Regions from separate parts of the Homo sapiens genome. Here region 2 is linked to region 1. The links are chromatin contacts, found by Hi-C or POLR2A ChIA-PET in ENCODE. All regions are on one chromosome and are shown on one strand. Each heading gives the region's core, a stretch centred on a gene start or an enhancer-like site at or near the end of the contact. The rest is flanking DNA. Distances are from core to core; before and after follow the strand shown. Region 1 overlaps LOC124909408 (a long non-coding RNA gene). Region 2 holds the start of ATP6V1A (ATPase H+ transporting V1 subunit A).

Region 1 (7,134 bases), core at 596-3,095:
TTAATCTAAATGTGCACAAAGACTGTATTACTTCCATTTTACTCTGGCAAGTAAAGGTGCCGTAAAACCTATGGAGTGCACAAAAGTGGGTCATTCTCCTTGTTTTCTCCTCATTCTTAGATTGTTTCCTGGTTTTATGTATATATTTATTTATTTATTTATTTTCTTAAAAGGAGGAACTGAGCTGTGGCCTAGGGTTTTTGGGTGATGCATCAGTGTGTGCTGCTTGTGGGCAGGACTCCTCAGTGTGTCACCACTGAGTCGTTTCCACCCTCTTACGTGTCTCAGTTTCTCTCTCCAGAGGTCTATGACCTCTGAAAGAGCTCAAAATGCCAGGTGATCAGCTCTACAAGAGACTCGCTTCACCTTTAAGGGCAGCAATTCTTTTTTTTTTTTTTTTTTTTCTGAGATGGAGTCTTACTCTGTTGCTCAGGCTGGAGTGCAGGGGCATGATCTCGGCTCACTGCAACCTCTGTCTCCCAGGTTCAAGCGATTCTCCTGCCTCAGTCTCCTGAGTAGTTAGGATTACAGGCATGTGCCACCACACCTGGCTAATTTTTTGTATTTTTAGTAGAGATGGGTTTCATGTTGCCCAGGCTCGTCTTGAGCTCCAGACCTCAGGTGATCCACCCACCTTGGCCCCCCAAAGTGCTGAGATTACAGGTGTGAACCACTGCACCTGGCCAAGGACAGCAATTCTTTTAGCCTCAAGGCATCTTCTGAGCTTTGTCTTTGATGGAGCCGGTCTCTTTGGGCACTAGTATCATTATCCTATGTTTGGCTCCTAGGGTTATCCTTTAAAAAAATATGTCTTTTCCTAGCACCTAACAGAGTGCCAACTACAACATAGAAGGCCTTCAGGCTTTCATAATACTGTTTAACTAATACTTTTTCCCACTTTACTGAGGTATAATAGACAAATAAAATTGTACATATTTAAGTTGTATAGTATGATGCTTTGATGTACATATGCATTGTGAAATTATTGCCAAAATTAAGTTAGTTAACACATCCCTCACCTCACATAGTTACCTTTTGTGTATGTGGTAAAAACAAAGGTCTGCTCTCTTATTAAATTTCAAATTTACAATACAGTATTATTAACTTCATTAACAATTATCAAATTAAATAAATGAGTCCTGTTGCTGTCACCCAGGAGATGGCACTCTTAAGAGACAGCTCAGTGATGGATCAATGGCTGATAGTTGAGGCATCTGCTTTTATTATTATTGTTTTTGATTCATATGGGAAACCAATGTTTTCTTTACCTGTTAATGCCCTTTTAATATGGATGGTCTTTCCTAATCAGCAGTCTATGTGTAGCAGGACAAGCCGCAGACAAAACATCTCAGACACCGAGTTGTAGAAAGAAGGGCTTTATTCAGCTGGGAGCATTGGCAAGCTACTGCCTTAAAATCCGAGCTCCCCAAATGCACAATTTCTGTCTCTTTTAAGGGCTCACAACACTAAAGGTTTTACATGAAAGGGTCGTGACTGATTTGAGCAAGCAGGCAGTGACAGGGGCTGCATGCCCCGGTGGTCAGAGAGAAACAGAACAGGGCAGGGAGTTTCACAGTGTTCTTCCACACAATGTCTGGAATCTATGAATAACATCGGTTTGTAAGTTATGAGTTGATTTTTAACTACTGGGTTTAGGCCAGGCAGGCCCAGGCCTGGTTTTGGGCCTGACGCCGGGCTGCCTGTCTTTGGTTTTACTTCCTTGTTGTTTTTTCTTAAAACAGGTACTGAGTATAAAACAATATAAAATAATATGAGAGGTCTCTCTCTTCCCTCATATGGGCATCTTTCCAAACATCAGTTTAATTCTCCTGAGAAAGGCTGCCTCTTTCTGTGAATTCCCCAAAGTGAATTTCATATGTACTACCGAGACCATACAATGTATCAGGACATCTATAATGAACATTTGTTGGGTTTACCACCTGTAATCAAGATCTCATCTTGTGGTTACAGAACTCTGATTTTGTTTTGGGGGATTCCCTTCTCCTACCTTTCTATATGTATAAAGTTGATTTCATACCTGGCTCTGGGAGTGCACTTTTGGCCAAATCCTCATTCTAACAATACATTTTATTAATCGCTATTTGTTCTGGCCACAGTTTGATTCCAGAATGGACACAGGATCCAAGTCTGTGAAATCAAGATCTGTGAGATTCTATTCTAAGACTTTCTTAGAACTTTCTGAGACAAGGACTTTCCCTTTTCTCCTGGGTGTGGAGTTTTAAAGATAAGTGTTCTAGAGCTGCTGCAGTCATCTTGCAACTACAAGGACAGAGCATAACTAAGAATGGATCCTAATTAGAGGTGAACAAAAGTAGACCTAAAGAAAACAAAAGTAGGACCTAAAGAAAAATTGTCTAGGTCCTGATAACAGATATATATAAGCTTCTCATCCAGCTGCTCCAAAAGCTAAATATTCAGATTTTTTAGTTATATAGGCTCATACATTTACTTATTGCTTAATCAGTTCACCATCTTAAACATAACTTCCAACCTGGTTAATACTTGTCCAGCTATTACCAAATGTAAACAAGCATGAACAAATGAGAGACAGAAAATTAATGTTGGTGATATAGATTATAAGTAATGAGGAGTGTTCAGATATCGAGATAAAACATGCTTGTATCAGTCATTTGTTTAGTACTTAAGATAGGTTTTACAACATTTGAGATATGGCAGATATCTCAAAATATGAGGTGTCCATAAAGTGTGCAAACAGATACATATAACAAACTGTTGATATTACATTACAGTTGAGTAAAATAACATTGTTTCACATTATATAGACAACACTATCAGACTTAAATCCCTCTAAAAATCTAGGTGGGAATTCTAAGACTAATTACTTTGCAACGATATTGAAAAATACTTGGGTATGTACTAGGCAGGAAAATACCTACTGCATACAAAGTATTGTTTTGGTGATTTAAAAGATAGACAAAGGAAATAAAGAGAGAAAGAGAGAGGGAGAGAACGAGAGAGAGAAGGAGGGAAGGAAGAAAGGAAGAAGAAATATTTTGTATTTACTCTGTGCCAGAGTTCTGAGAACATGGAGTCAAAAAAAAAAAAAGAAAACAAAAAAACAAAAAAAAATACAACTCACTGTTCCTACCCTCAAGGAACTCAGTGAGGTATAAAAGATGAACATATAAACAACAAAATTATATATAATATATAGGTTAGGTTAGTGAAATGCAGGTATATGAGCCAGATATTATAAGAACAGAGAAGCACATCAAGTCGGTTTTTGAGGGAGAAAGCTTACCAGCACAGACTGACAGATGCACAGCTGCAAGGACACCAGACAGGGGAGATAGTTTCCAAACAAGTGGAAAATAGGGCAGACATCTCTTGAGGGAGGAAGACAACAAGAGACTTCAGAAGGGGTGGATCCAACAAAATCCAGTTTCCTCTCAAACTTACTTACCACGTCAGACATTCCTCCTTTGGAGAGACTACTTGAGGAGTGACAAAGGCCATAAAACGTTGGGCACAGGTAATGTTTTTTGTTCTCTTTATGGTTCTGGCTTAATGATTAAGCCTAAGGGCAACCAGAGGTGCGGAATCTCTCTTGGGAAGGATCAGATAATAAATTTATATATTTTATATATAATATATAAATATTTATTTTATGAGGACATAACATATTTTATGAGGGCAATCTTATTTCTACCTTCATGAAATTGCTTCCTCCAAATTCTAACCACACTTCAAAGTGAGGGAAAATAAATAGGTAGATAAGTTAAATATTAGTGATGTCTTTACGACCATACTCAATACAAGGCAATATCTGCCAATCCAACCATTTATCAATACAAAACAAATATTTTATCTCATTTGCCCAAATCTGTCTGCCTCTCAATTGAATCCAGACTTGAGAGCTGAGAAAATGAGTATTTAATATCATCTTAAAATCCCAATAGGAACATTTCAAATGGGGAGTGACATATGGTAGGTTACATTTTTCAAAGATTGTTCTGGCTAGTGAAGAATGTATATTAAGTGGTCAAAAGGAGAGTAAGGAGGGTTGGAAAACTGCTTCCACAGCAGGATGAAAGTATAGTGGCTTGGGCAAGGGGGATAGTAAAGGAGATGGCGAGGACTGGGTAAAAAGGATACATTCTTGAAGACAGTACTAGCTGATGCATTTAAAGTGCAGAAAGAGTAAGAGAGAAGTCATGGATAATTCCTAGGTTTTTGACATAACTAAATGGATGAGTGTTATTTACTTAAACAGAAAACACAGCAGAAGTGGGCTTGAAAAAGGAAGGAAATTAAGAACTTTGTGTTAAATACGACAAGTTTGAGATTTACGTAAGTCAGACATCTTGGTGAAGATAATCGGGTACAAAGCTGGTTCTGTTCGTCTAAACACAGATTTAGATGTGCACTAGAGATATATGGGGTTTGGTAACAGGTTTCAGGCATCCACAAGGAGTCTTTGAACGCATCCCTCACCAATAAGGCATAACTGCTGTATAAGCTGGGGAGTCACTGGCATATGAAGAGTATACCTTTAGAAGGACAACTCATAAGCTATAAATCTAAGTCTCAGAATGTAGGAATAATGTGCACATTCAACACTTAAAGTCATTTCATGTGGAACAACACAAATGAAAAGATTTTCAGACGTTGTTTCTTTAAGAGAAGTTAGAATTTTTATCTCTCTAAACCTGTGATTCAGAGTATTTTTTGACAATATAATGACACTAGGAGGGGTTTTGAGCATTGCAATTGAGGATGAGATTAAAGGCAAGCATAGGTTGATATTTTAGACAGAAGGAAACACACACAGCTATATATGGTACATAATTGGCACTGTCTTACACATTCAATCATATTCACCTCTGCCTAGTCCAGACAGTACAAATGTCCTCAACCACCTAGCTGAGATAGCTTAGCTTCACAGAGAACAAACATCACTAAACCTACATGTGGTTGTCACATGAATTGTGCTATTGTATTCTTGTTTCTTTTTTTTGATGGATTCTCACTCTGTCCCCCAGGCTGGAGTGCAGTGGTGTGATCTCAGCTCACTGCAAGCTTGGCCTCCTGGGTTCACGTCATTCTCCTGCCTCAGCCTCCCGAGTAGCTGGGACTACAGGCGCCCGCCACCGCGCCCGGCTAATTTTTTAGTAGAGACAGGGTTTCACCATGTTAGCCAGGATGGTCTCGATCTCCTGACCTCGTGATCCACCCGCCTCGGCTTCCCAAAGTGCTGGGATTACAGGGGTGAGCCACCGCGCCTGGCCAATTGTATTCTTGTTTCTAATTTAGGATTTAAGTGTCTGTAACAAATGCTGAAGGGTGATTTTGATTTTAGGAATGAACAGCTAAAAATAACTAGCTGAAATTCATGTTGTCTAAAGGGCCTCTAATCTCATGAACCTGTGGGTAAAAACATGGTAACATTAACCTTGATAATCTAAATTTTGCCAATTGTTCATCTCCCCATGCCTGACTTGGAACTTGGTCAGACCCTGCCTCCCTGACCCCCAGTCAAGATTTCTTCTAATTTCTTGAAGCATATCTAGAAGGTTTCCCAGGTATTCTTTGAGGTTGATATATCTCATGCCTGAGATCCACCTGTAATAAATACCTCCACATGACCATGTTTGCCAATACTGACTATGAGAAGAGCGCCTTCCTATCTAAAGTGCTGCTGTGTCCTGCTGCTCCCAAAGCTGCAAAGTTTTGGGGTATTAAACTAATCCCCACATGCTTCAGTCTCTTTGCAATGCCTAAGCCAGGCAGCAGTGCCCACAGAATCAGTGCTGTATTTCAAATACTTCAACTCACTGGAACTTCCAAGCATATGATGACCTCATGCCTCGGGATCTAATTCTAGAGCCTTCTGAAGCTATTCCTGGGGCACAGTGACATTTCCTCTGTTACTGCCATTCTCACAAAGGAATGCAGAGCAAGACGTTTATGTCCCCAAAGCAGGAGGACATGCCATGGTAGACACATTCAAGCATAGGCACAATCACATTTTTCTCTTCTTCTCCTATCCTCTCTTCTTTCCCTCGATTCTGAGGATGGCCCTTCTCCTTTCGACAGCTCACTCCTAGTCCCCATGTGTCTCTGTTCCCCTTATTCCTTTTCCTGGGTTTTATAGCAGTCTCTCTACTGGCTTCTTTTCCTCAGGCTCCAGACATGTCTAAGTCACCTTATAAAACAATTACTGTTTAACAATTATAGTTAAGCATATTTAATTTTATATAAAATAATATCAGATAAAATTTAATAGAGCAATTATTTAAAAAACTAAACACTACATAAAATAAATTTAATTGTAAAAACATAATATTGAAATATTTGATTATCAAAAAAGGGTTGGTCACATGTCAATGGATCACATGTCAATGATCAATTTTAAAATGGTCAATTTTAAAAATTTTACAGAATTATTTTTAAAATAGCCTTCATCTTTTAGAACAGTTTTAGATTTACAGATAAATTGAGAAGACTGTACAGTGTTCTTATATATCCTGCATCCAGTTTCTCCTTTTATTTACATATTATTATGGTACATGATATATGGGTGTTATGAACATTTTAACAATATTAATTCCTCCATCGAAGTATGTCTTTTCTAGAGAAATGTTTCTCTATTCAAGTCCTTTGCCCATTTTTTTACACAGATTATTTGGTTTGTGCTATTGAGTTTTAGAAACTGCTTATATATTTTTTTAAAGTAGCCCCGTATCACATACATAACTTGCAAATATTTTCTCTCATTCTATAGGTTACTTTTCACTCTGTTGATTGTTTCATTTGTCATGCAGCTTTTTCATTTTATGTAGTTCTGTTTGTCTATTTCTGCTGTGTTGCCTGTGCTTTTGATGTCATATCTAAGAAACAATTGCCGAGGTCAACATCTAGAAGCTTTTGCTCTCTGTTTTCTTCTAGCAGTTCTGTGGTTTCAGATCTCATAGTCAGAACTTTGATTCGTTTTGAGTTGATTTTTGTGTATGATGAAAGATAAGGGTCCAACTTCATTTTTTTCAGATGTGGATGTAGTTTTACCAACACCATTTATTAAAGAAACGAGCCTTTCCCAATTTTGTATTCTTGGCACTCATATCGAAAAATGCCCTTGGAATTTTGATAGAG
Region 2 (7,047 bases), core at 77-2,576, 1.3 Mb after region 1:
CGAACCGAAACCCTGAAGCCCCCCGGGTCTTGCCTCCGCTGGCCCTTCAGCCCGCCAACAGCCCGAGCCTCGCCTCCGCCCCCTCCGGGAGCCGAGGGAACTGAGAAGCAGAGAAATCTCCCTCCGCCCGTCTTCGCCCTGAATCTCTCCTCGCCTTTGCGGCTCTCCCCCTCTACATGGGCCCGGACCCTTCTACCCCACCGGCCGGGCCCTGCCCGGCTGCCCTTCCTCACCCTTTCATCTTCCCCGCCTGCTGAGGCCGTCGTTACCACCGATATCAACGCCGTCGTAGTCGCCGCCCTTAGGTCTCCGCACCCTTAGCTCGGGCCACTCAACCCCGCAAGCCGGCCTCCTAGCCTGGGCAGGGAGCTGTGCGAGCAACGAAGGCCGCGAGAGTCGAGTGAGGGCTTGAGTCTGGTGGGGGCGGGAGTGTCTCCCGCCGCCGCGCTTGTGCCGCCGCTTCTCCACACGTGCACTCGGGTCTCTCGGCTCCCTCCCGCCGCTGCCGCCAGCCAGACCCGCTGCCGCGCTGTGACCTTTCACCCCGCCCCTCGCGCGCCGGCGCGCCGCCGCCTCACGCGCAGCCGCACTGCTCGCCTCCGCGCACCCTGCCCCCTCCACTCCGGAACCTCCATCTTTCTCCTGGACTGGGCCTTCTGGGGTCATGCTCCTCCCTCCCACCCGCTTACGACACTGCTTGTGGGGCTGGCTCGGTAGGCCCTGGCGGTAAAATCCAGATTTTTCCACCCCTCCCTCTCTTGTCCCATATCCGCAAGATAGTTTTTCTCAGCCCCGTTCTTCCCAGTTTGTGGTCTCCAGAGTGACCTTCAAACGCTGTTGCCTCCTAGTAGGGTTTTATAAAGTTAGTTCTTCTAAATGTAAAGAAATCTGTGGAAAGCTCAAGTTTAAGTTAGGTGTTTTAAAACAAACGTAGTTAACAATCGGCCAGATAGATTGGCTACCCTCCAGCACGCCTCAAGTTTTAAGATCACGTGATTGGCCCAAACCTCAGAGCCTGGAATTTTACCGGCGGACTCCAGAGGGACGGAACGCCACCGCCATTTCCTGTCCCTCGATTGTGGCGTGAACGTCACTTCCTTAGCAATGCGCTTTAACTCTTGCTGTCCACATTTTCCACATTGTACTTTATAACATACTCTTTGTGAAAATTTATCTTTTATTTCTTTAATCCAAGAAAATTAATATTCAAGGGATCCGTAAAAATTCAGGCCCCCCGAGATGTAGAGCGCTGGGATGGAGGAGGCAGGGCGGAGCTCGACGTCATGTGACTGGTTGGGCCCGCCCCCCCCCCCCCCCCCAACCTGTGCAGCTGAGGACTTCCCCTCCGTGGTGACAGCCTCTGGGTCCTCGGTCGGTACAGTCTCTGCACCTCGCGCCCCAGCAGGTGAGCGGCGACCGGTAACTGGCGAGTGGTGGGGATAGAGGGGGTGGAAGGAGGCAGAGGAAGGAGAGAAGGGAGAGTGTGAACGGCGACTTTTCTGCCTGAGGCTTCCTCCCCGCTGTCACCCTGCACCGGCAAGGAGCTCATTTCTCCTTAACCCCCGCTCCCCCAAGTGTGGTCGTTCCCGCTACTTGGGGATTCAGATGTCCACCTTTCCCAGGGTTGGAAGTGAGTGCGGCCATTATGGTTCCCTACTCAGAGCCTTTGGGGCTTCGGGTAGCAGATTGTTTCAGCCATTTCACAGGGTCTGCAGTAGACATTAGGTCCCATTCCTTAAAGCCCATTCTTTGGCAAAGGTCCTCACTGTCCTTACCCTCAGCTCAGGGCTGAGGAGCGGGGAGGTAGCAAAAACCCTGGAGGCAGAGGCGTCTCCGGTGAGACAGGCTTGGGAGGGACTGTCACTGATACGGCCCTCACTGCAGAGTCACTGTGAAGCTTCCCTCCGAATGTGCTTTCTCAGTGATTCTAAGGATTTTATCTGACATACCTGCAGGGAAGGTTCCGTAGATGTTCACGTGCTTCGGATGGGACTAGAAAAGTAAAAGAAGGGCTTTTACTTTTTCTTCTCTGCAGAGAGGACAGTTGAAGGAATACTGTCTTCAAAACAGGAGGTGTTAGTAATGCGACAGTCTCGATTGAATGAGGAGGCGTTGAAAGATGGTATTGTGGTGTTGTGGTGTGCAGGAGGCCCAGGCTGGTTTAGGGAAGAGTGAGTAGGGTTCCCTGAAACCGAAATAAGAAACTGATTGGGTTGGAAATAGTTAAACCAAATTGATTTGGCCATATGCTTAAAGGTAGAATCAAGTCGAGATGTTGCTGTCTGCACATGTTTTCTGCCGTCAATCCTTCCCTTTTTGTCATTTTCCCCTAAAATACTACTGAATTGGCACTCCCAATCTATTCCTTGATCGGCTTTGTGGTAAATTTAGGTTAAGTAGCATTTGTATCCCTCTTTAGCTTTCCCCATTTGTAAAACTCCCGGTGCCCTCTTCAGATTTTGATGAATAGTATTTTGTGAAAATACAGAAATTGTTGTCCAATTGAAAATACAGGTGTTGTCCAACCCAAGTACTCCCATTCCGTCCATAATGTATTATTACCAATGTTTTGATCCCAAACAATGTGCTTTAGGGAAGAATGTTTTTCAGTTTGTGGTTAAACTCTTTTATTTATACTGCAAACTCAGAAAATTCCATGCTGCTTTTCAATTGAAGGTCTTACGAATATTACAAATTTGATTTTTAAAATTTAAATTACACCTTTCTTAATATGAAAAATTATATGCTCAGTTAAATCTTGTAGTTTTCTAACTAAGGTAATTAAAGAAGACTGCTGGAAAATGAGGAAGATGGAATCATCTTTGGTGGATGTGACTGATTTATTTTTGTTTTTCTGTGTCTTCCAAATTCTATACAATAAACGGTCTTATTTTGTTAAGGAGAATAAAAAGTTAAAATTCTACAATAGCAGCAGTTTAACAAAGTATTTTTATAGTAAGTGCAAAATACATAACCTAGCTTATTGATGCTCCTTAGTAGAAAACATAACCTCGGAGATGTTGCTTTCCCCAAGTAATGAAGATTACTACTATCTCTTGTGGATTTACCATTTTAGCATTTCGTACTTACGACCCATACTGGACAATAGACTAATGTATTGATATATTTATGTCATCATGCCTGCTGTAGATATATATATGTAGTTTTATCCATTAATTTTCTCCATAATAAGGTTCCTTGATCTCTAGAGGAGAGGGGAAGAAAAAAAGGAAGTGTTACTTCAGTGACCAGGTGACATTGCACCACGTAAGGAGAATTCCTTATGTGGTCTGGAAGTCCTAACTAGTCCTGTCTGGCTGAGACCAAAATGTGAAAGAGAAAACCAGCTAGAAGCATTGACTACTAGAGGGGAAAATGTCAGTATGAAAGTGGTTGGATGAGTCTGCAGTTTTACTTCACAATTCCCCCAGTTTTAGGGAACTCGTGAAAGCAATAACTTAGACCACTGATGAAATGTAGATTAGTAGTGGGAATTGGTGATTACATTGCTAGTAAGGTTAAATGTGAAAAAAAGCTTTGACATTATACACAGATCACACACACACACACACACACACACACACACACACACACACACGATTGGAAGCCTGGAAAACATTTCTGAGACTAGCCTTATCAGTTTATGAGTGTTACATGTAGAAATCTTAACATTTATTAGGGAATTGTGCTATAGTCCACTATTAAATAAAGCATAAGGGTTTGGTTTTATTTTAGGGCCCTTGGCACTTCTGGTTTTCTTTTCCTGAGTTCTTGTTTTCAGTGCCTTTATAGATTTTTGCCACCACTAAGAATGCTTTCTTCCCCATGGGCAGAGGTAGCCACTCAGTCCTATAGACTACTACTAATCATCATCATCATCTTTTCTATTCTTCTACTTGCACTTCTAGCATTGTATTTAATTCCTGTTCCCTGGGCTCTTCCTCAGCAAATCATAAAGCTCTCAGGACTGTGAACTATAATACTATTGTGTCTTCAGCACCAGAATACTGAAGTACCTGATAGGTACTCAATAAATTATTTATTGAATGAATGTTGGGCAATTAGACAAAGAAATTAAACCACTTTAATTTTTGCAGATCATAGCTCTTCCTAAAGTTGTGCACTAAATGTTAGCTTTTAAATATAAACTGGTAATAACCTTCCAAATTCATGGTCAATACAATAGATAAAAACCTCAGATGGACTTTATTAATGCTGAGACCAACTTATTTTCACAGCATGTTTGTTTACTAATAAGTATGGTTATCATCAAAATATGGGAGAGAAGGGAAGAGGAATGAATCGTACTAAATGAAAAAGTGGCTCTGCGTGATCTATAAGTGGACTAGCACTAGACTAAAAGTCAGAGGATCTTCATTCAGCTCTGCCACTTTAGTTATATGTCCTTTTACGTAATGCTGGGGAGGGGTTCAGGTTTGATACTTAGGAACCTTCCTATGACATAAACCCTAGGTAATCTATGTGAAAATATCTTAAAAACTAAGTGGTGTCTGTAATCCCAGTGCTTTGGGAGGCCAAGGCGGGCAGATCACAACGTCAGGAGATCGAGACCATCCTGGCTAACACGGTGAAACCCTGTCTTTACTTAAAAAAATTAAAAAAATTAGCCAGGCATGGCGGCACGCGCCTGTAGTGCCAGCTACTCAGGAGGCTGAGGCAGGAGAATCACTTGAACCCGACAGGTGGAGGTTGCAGTGAGCCAAGATCACACCACTGCGCTCCAGCCTGGGCAACAGAGTGAGACTCCATCTCAAAAAAAACAAAAACAAAAACAAAAAAAACTAAGTGGTGTGTAAAATGGTAAAGCAGTGTAGCTCAGACTTTACATGAATTGATTTCCCAGTCATAGAGACCTAGTTGAAGTTCTGGCCCTACCACTTAATAACTGTGTGACTTTGGACAGTGTACTTAAGTAAGGTTAAGTTTTCTCACGTTTAAATCTATAGATGGTGCTATTAAGTTAGATCATGAATGTAAAATGCCTAGAACATATTTTGTAAAAAAAATTTTTAATTAATTTTACTGATAACTACTTTGATTTTATATACTGAATTTCTAAAGACTTAAGACAACCCACAGAATTGACTGATGTCCCTGTGAGCAGCAGGTTTGGGGCATGAAGAAGAGAGTAGAATTTGAAAAGAAGCTATTACCCAAAAAATGGGGGAACAAGAAAAGTGTACTTGTAGCAAAGATTCTAAAACAGATTTATTAATTTTATCTGAAAAATATCAAGATAAAGTCCCTTATTTGGGCAACTGCAGTGTCTTAATATTTTCTATATAAAGATTTTCCAAAGCTTGTAATCATTAATGTATGGAATAAATTTAAGGAGGCAGTTCTTCAATTTTGAAGTTTTTATTCCTGCAATGGATTATAGAAGTATATTAAAATTGTACAGATTGTAGAGCAGGGACTTTTGAGTTAATGCTTATAAGCTTAAAAATTTTGTCTTTTTAAAAAAATTAAGTGTTTTTATATCTTATTTTTATCCTTATATGAAATAGACAAAGAAATGTAGAGAACATAATGGAGACATAAACTAGAGTAAAATTCTTCCCTTCTTAAATTCATGATTCACAAGGGTTAGTAGTTTTGCAATGGAAAATATCAGCAAATTAAACAGTAAGTATAGCTATCATGAGTTTATGAATCACTTTATTCCTGAAAAAAAAAATTACTCATTTGTCTTAAGGAAAGATTTTATTAAGTTTATTGACTTTTCCTTAATGTTGATTGTCTATTATAACAAATGGATTTATTGATTTAGGAATGAATTTATTCTTTATACTAAGTAACTTTATTTTAAATAAATGAAATGTGAGCAATAAAAATGTTTTCCATATAATTTCTGAAGAGAATATTAGTTTTGCTATTCTCTTTTTTCCCTATGGTGAAATGATAGCGACTTTGGTTTTTATAAGTGTATTCATTTATATTTAGTATATACATATTATGTATATACTATATATAGAGTAAATATTTGTAGTATATAAAGTACGCAATGTGTGTGTATGTATATATAAAGACAGCTGAAGTGGTTGTGTATCTTCGTAGTAACATATTTATTTTTACCTGAAACTACTGAAGTGATCTTTAGAATAATGATTTATTTACATTTGAAACTCCTCTTTCTGTATATTTCTTTGTAGTTAGCTCTAGTTAATAAATTTACAACTGTGATTAGCTGTTTTTAAAAATTAATGGTATATCATAAGTATTTTCAGATTTAAATTTTAGAAGGAAACACTTTCTTATATCTTAAGGTTTTAAAAATCACTATTATTTTTGGTATTATTATGACTAACAACAAAAATTTCAGTTTTGGATCTTAATGCTATCTGTTGAAACTGTTCTCTTGGTAAGCCTTTAAAAAAATTTTATCTGCAACATGCCACATTTTGTTTCTTTTCTGAAAAATAATTAAGCTTATTTCACTGAAAATAAAATGGGTGGTATATGATATGATATAGAAGAGTTTCAGATGTGCTTGAGCAATGAAAAGCAACCAGACTTTATAAGTTTTTAGTTCTTAGTTTAATTTTTTTAATGTTTAAAGGTACAATAGAGAAGACTAATTGAATTGGAAAATACCTTTAAAATTGAAAAAAGAGCATATGTATAATAATAATAGTATATACATATGGAAAAAGTTGTAAGGAAATGCATCAAAATAAGTAATTATCTCTAGATTGATGCATTAAAGAAAAAATTAAAATTTATTACTATACCTTCTGTATATTTGAATTCATAATGTCAGTAGGCATTGCAAAATATTTCTTAATTTGATATGGAAAATTAAGGCACCTAAATAATTCTTTCATCTTAACTACTTGGATATCTTAAGTGAAAATGTTTTGTCTCATCCAGGTAGCTGAGTAAGTTATTTAATTTTATAGGTGTGTAAATATATTTTTAATTTTAAGTATATAAGTGCAGCAGAATTTTAAAAAGCAGAGTAAATCTCAGTATATAAGATAATTTACCACATTTCAAAGGGATAATTCAATCCAATGGTGAAAAAGG

Evidence for each region. A loop is a pair of places that touch in the nucleus more often than their neighbours do. ChIA-PET counts read pairs that join two places held with the same protein, here RNA polymerase II (POLR2A). Pooled maps may share reads with other maps.
Region 2: a pooled map shows a loop between it and region 1 (5-fold over the local background). The contact joins the promoter of ATP6V1A here to the enhancer-like site in region 1. A Hi-C loop is called at or near these places in 1 of 50 pooled maps. POLR2A ChIA-PET finds 5 or more read pairs at or near these places in 2 of 52 experiments (GM10248 and activated CD4-positive, alpha-beta T cell).

What each region holds. Positions count from the first base shown.
Region 1 is chr3:112,405,791-112,412,924 of GRCh38, forward strand. The region is part of intron 1 of LOC124909408 (a long non-coding RNA gene); the gene reads left to right. Among named protein-coding and RNA genes, the nearest start is that of CD200, 76 kb to the left of the region's middle. RefSeq lists an enhancer at 491-1,013. Within about 2 kb of position 1,846, at least 3 of the 41 ENCODE cell types and tissues checked have a DNase peak (open chromatin) inside an H3K27ac peak, as active enhancers do.
Region 2 is chr3:113,745,709-113,752,755 of GRCh38, forward strand. ATP6V1A (ATPase H+ transporting V1 subunit A) reads left to right here and starts at 1,327. Exons shown (of 15, transcript NM_001690.4): 1 at 1,327-1,405. It overlaps NAA50 (N-alpha-acetyltransferase 50, NatE catalytic subunit), which reads right to left and starts at 541. Exons shown (of 5, transcript NM_025146.4): 1 at 234-541. The coding sequence starts at 241. RefSeq lists enhancers at 1-121, 122-857, 858-1,593, 915-1,284 and a silencer at 445-564.